Linked DNA regions of Homo sapiens: region 1 is linked to region 2. A link is an interaction called in ENCODE POLR2A ChIA-PET data of the cell type or tissue named here. Cell type or tissue: PC-3. All regions are shown on one strand.

Region 1 (2,500 bases), 68 kb after region 2:
AGTGTGATTTTTGGCATTTTTTTTTAATGGCAAAAACCACAGTTACTTTTGCACTAACCTAATATATCAATTCCCATAGTTACTCTCAGTGAATGGCATTATCATTCATGTGCTTGCTTAAGCCCGAAGTGCTGAAATCATAATATCCCTTCCTTCTTCCTCCCACCCCTGTATCTAAAGGGTTCCCATCTACTTCTAAGTCCACATCCTAAATAGTCTTTTAATTAGTCATCTCCTATTTAACTCTGTTGTCATTATATTCATTTGGCCTGAAGATTTCCTGCCTGCTACTATAGCTGCTTTCTACCTAGCCCTATTGTTCTTTCACCTCATCTAATCCATCTTCCACACTGCCATTAAAATGAACTTGTTGAGTTGTGATTCTCATCCTTGACTGCTCCAAATCCTTCAATGGATCACCATTGTTTTCTGGCTAAGATCGGAACTCCTGTCAAAAACTGACCAGCTTTTCTTTCCACCCTAATGTTCCACTATGACTCAGTTTGTGTACTGTGTAACTCTCTTCCCATGGCTGCACGTGCCCTTTTGTTTCCATCCTTTGCTCTTCCCTCTTCCTTGCCTGTTTGACAATTTCTAGCTTGGTACTTTCTGTTTTAGGAGGCATTTTCTATTTTCCTTTATTTTTCTTATTTCTTTTTTAATGCAGTGGATCTGTTTCAATGGAGAGACATTTTCTATTTTCTACCGCTGAGTTGGGTACTCTTGATCTTTGCTCTGATACCAGTCCATGCTCTTGTCACCGTATATCCACCACCACCACTAATTGTAACAGCAACAAGAACAAGGAAGCCAAGTTTTAAAGAGAAAGCTCTTGTGTGAGGCTCTTTGTACTGTATATGTGTTATTTCATTAAGTCCTCAGAACGACCCTGTGAGACAGGTGGGTACCATTGTCTTTGTCTTAGAGGTAAGGAAACTGAGAACGACAGTTTTAGCCAGTTTTCTCTAAGTCTTCCAATAAGAGGTAGAATTGAGATTCAAGTAAGTTATTCTTAATGTAGAGTCCTATCTAGTAACAATGACATGATGCTACTTACCTCATTAGGCTGAGAGCCCCTTAAAGGCAAGAATTATGTCTTTCATTAATAGTTGGTTGAGTGAGTGCCTGAATGAGAAGATGAGCAAAGGCATGCGTGTTATAAAAACATTTAGCCTGCAGTGCCAACAATAACTCAATCTTCTCAGGAGAAAAGTACTGAGCTGTTATCCACCCAATGACAAAAGTTTGCTCGGTGTACAAACTTGGTGTTACGTAGACGGCTTGGTGTACAAGCCATCACTGTCTGGCAGTACTAATGTCAGGCAACAGATAATCATTTGGGCACTCAGAATAGCCAGTCTGTTATTCAAGATATGCAAGAGTGCATTTTAAATGTCAAGCACATTTACTTCTTTGAGGGAGGCACATTTTATACAGGAGTGAAGAATTAGAGATAGAAGTTGGAAATTCTTCCTAATGATATCATTCATTAATATTTCTCTTTTTTGTTGTTTTTAAATGTTTCAGCTGGTTATTTTCATGTTAACTCATTAAAAAAGTTATTCTCTGGTGAGGCACTTGGGGACAATCAGAAGAGATAGAGATCCTACATCTCAGGGCTCTCTGAATCCTCAAGAAGTACCTTGGGACATTATTTCAATCAGAGTGTGAATACCCACTAACTACAGAGCCTACAAGAGGTGCTTGGGGATGCAGGATGAATGAGACACCATGTCTGTCTCTAGAAAGATGAGTCTCGCTGCAGCCGATGGGAATATCAGAGAAGATATTTTGCTCTTTAGGTTGCCTTATAGGCTTCTCATTGCCTAAGGCAGAGTCATAATTATAATAATTTATATGCATTTGCAATGTGTCAGGAACTGTGCTAAGCACTCAATGTGGGTTCTTTTGTCTAATTCTCACCATAAGTTTATGAGGTAGATATTGTTACCTCTGTCTTACAGATGAGGAAACTGAGGTTTAGAGAGGGTAAATAACTTGTCCACATTCACATACGTAGAAGGGATGGAGCTGGAATTCACACCCAAAGCCAGTGTGCTCTTAATCATAGTACTATGCTACCTCCCTATCTGACCCAAAGCAATCTGGGTAAATATAACTGTCAAGATCATTACAGGGTGCTCTAACATTGTTTTATCTTTTCAAGGAACCAACAAGGGATGCAGGTACTCTCACCACTTTACAGTTGAAGAAACTGACCCAGAAGGATTTTTCCTGGACCAAAGTCATACTGCTGTTATACTAGATTATGAGTACAATAGTGCAGTCTTCTTTGCAAACTCCCCAGTAGCAAGTAAACAAACAAGAACAGCAGATTATGTGTGAACAAAGAGATCTGGTGCTTATTATATATTTCTTCAATTCATTTTTCTTTTCCCTTGTTGTGTGAGACATGCATAATTTTCTTGGCTCTGTATATAATTACATACCTGCTTTGAGATGAACATTCTTAAGTGTAGTGATTAATGGTCTGGGATTG
Region 2 (2,500 bases):
AATTGGAGTGGACCCAGAAGTAGACAAAAGTTTTAGCAAGTATGTCATATGGGAGATGATTGTAGAGAAGAAATTATTTAATCTAGAGGTGGATGATGATGATGATTGATTATGATCATGGCTAACATTTACTGAATGTTGACTGTGTGCTAAGCACTATGCAAATACTTTATGTGTATTATCCAGTGTAATGCACACACAGAAAGCCTATGAAGCAAGTATTATTGTTAGCCCTGTTTTACAGATGAGAAAACTAAAATTATAAAGAGGTGTGAGTCAGGTCAAGGTCACTGAGCTAGTAAATGGAAGACTGTTGCTGGGCTGAGGAGTGTATGGCTGCAGAACCTTGGCTTGGTATCTCTACTTTTGAGGACATTTCTCAAATATGGAAAAGAGATTAGCCATTGAGGAAGGGTTAGGCCAACCTTATGTAAAATATTATCTTACTATGTTTTATTGCATCTGAGATACCACTGGCTATAAAATGAGTCATTATTTTATTTGCCTTTCAGAAAAATTGCTGCCTATTAAAGTTATAATGCAGAATTGATGGTAAGCCTCCCTCTGATTTTATAGTTGTTGAAATGGGTAAAAAGCATGTCTTAGAATAGATGGAAAAATGTTGTCCTGTGTGTGATCTCGGACCAAAGGACCAAACTACAAGGGAGATTTTAGCTCAAAGAAATGCTTTGCAACCTCTCAAGCTGTGGAGAAATGTAACCTCCTCTGACAGAGGCCTTGACGCATAGCAGGAGCTCGCTGTGAGGTTCCCTGTTGTGCAGGTGCTGAGACTGGCTGGAGGAACTCTCTGGGATGATGTAGAGGGATTTATTCAATTGAGTAGAAGGTGAAATAAATTATCTTCTAGAATCCTTCCAAAACTTTTAATGAAATATAGCATACAGGCATCACATAAGCTATGATAAAAAAATTATTTAAATGTGGTTGGCAGTTATTTGTACCAATTATCTATAGCAATATGTATGACTCAATACCTTTTCTTTCTTGCTGTCTTCTCTCTCTTTTTCTCTTTTGGCATTCTAAACGTGGTTGGTAGTTTCCCATTTTTTCCTCAGGTAAAGTTCAGATTTTTTGGCTCAGTATTGGAGGCACTCTGCCTTTTCACCCAACCCATCTTCCCCACCTTTTTGCCTCTCTCCCAAATTCCATAGCTGAATACCATTTTGCTTTCCCATTGAAAATAAATGAGATATCATAAATAAAAGCTCCTAGCACAGTGCTGGCATACATACTAGCCTTCTGGAAAATGTCAGCCCTCTCTCTCTCTCTTTTCATTTTTCAAATTATCCATCAGTCTCTGCTTTCAAAATCATATTCATCCTTCAAGACCCAATTTAAATGTGGTCTGTTTCCAAAAAGCCCTGCCTGATCACATAAACTAGAGGTAATTTCTGCCCCTTCCTGAATCCTAGTGTGTTTTGTTTATGCCAGCCTGATAGTAGTTACAACATTTGACCTTGAACTCCAGTTATTTGTATCCAGTCTTTTGTCTTCCGCCTAAGTATAAATTCTGAGGGTGGACACAATTCTGTTTGCCACATCATCCCCCAGCAAAGGGCTTGACACATAGGTGTTACGCATGTGTGAGGGAGCGAGTGAATTATGGCATTTTGTAGCAGATTTATCTTCTCGTAATTGTCTGGATTAAGGTAATAAAAATTATTTTGTGTTCCCTAAGTGCATCATACTTGTCTGTGGGAGTGGGAATTCTGGCATGATGTTAGGCTGAGTGATTTACAAGCTACTCTGGGATTGCAAATGTGAGATCAACCACAGAGAGAAAAATCTACAAGATAATGGCTTTATGTGTGTTGCTAGTCCTTCATAGTTTCTATGTTTCTTTTGATATTAAAACATATTAGCTATAAAATGAAACCGGTTTCATTCTTTTTGTTTTTATTGTCTTCAGAGCTTTGAAATTTTACAAGCTATTGATTTGGGTTATAAGCCACACTGAGGCCAAAACTTCTGAGAGGGTATTTAATTTTCACTGCATCTTTGGAAATTGGCCCAAATAATTCCCCTTTCAACCCATGGCACTGGTGTATGACACAGGAAAAATCTGATTAGCTCTTGATGGTTGCCAAATACTTGGTTTTCTCAGCTTGGCTGAAGATTTAGATTATCATTTGGGGCAGGTGGCCTGGAATTAGGAAGAATGTGGAAGGAAATCAATAAGGGTTGGTTTCTCTTATTATTTTCTGTTGGCCTTTCAGATATTCCACCAGGAAAGCAACAAAATTCAATTTTTTATCATTAAACTTCGGGGTAATTTGTACTGGTTCAATTTTTTTTTTTTGGTGAGAGGACTGATAACAATTTTATGGAACTCTTGGAAAAAAGAAATAGAAAAAGCTATTGGTTACCTTTTTTTTTTCTTCAAAGTTTCTGGTGTTTGAATTTCTATTCTAGATGGTATTTAATTCCTTGCACAGCAGTCTACAGGCAGCTTAATCAAGGCGGCAGGATAGTCAAGTGG

The links. ChIA-PET counts read pairs that join two places held together with the same protein. Peaks named below come from ENCODE experiments on the same cell type or tissue, not always from the same donor. Only the 100,000 strongest peaks of a DNase experiment are listed, where the experiment ranks them.
Region 1: POLR2A ChIA-PET joins it to region 2 with 8 read pairs; 4 of 35 experiments call an interaction of 5 or more read pairs at or near these places.

What each region holds. Positions count from the first base shown.
Region 1 is chr7:112,067,946-112,070,445 of GRCh38, reverse strand. The region is part of intron 1 of DOCK4 (dedicator of cytokinesis 4); the gene reads left to right. Among named protein-coding and RNA genes, the nearest start is that of DOCK4, 140 kb to the left of the region's middle. In PC-3, no CTCF peak of the experiment used is centred here; no DNase peak of the experiment used is centred here.
Region 2 is chr7:112,135,594-112,138,093 of GRCh38, reverse strand. All of the region lies in intron 1 of DOCK4 (dedicator of cytokinesis 4), which reads left to right. Among named protein-coding and RNA genes, the nearest start is that of DOCK4, 70 kb to the left of the region's middle. In PC-3, no CTCF peak of the experiment used is centred here; no DNase peak of the experiment used is centred here; H3K27ac peaks cover 1,684 bases.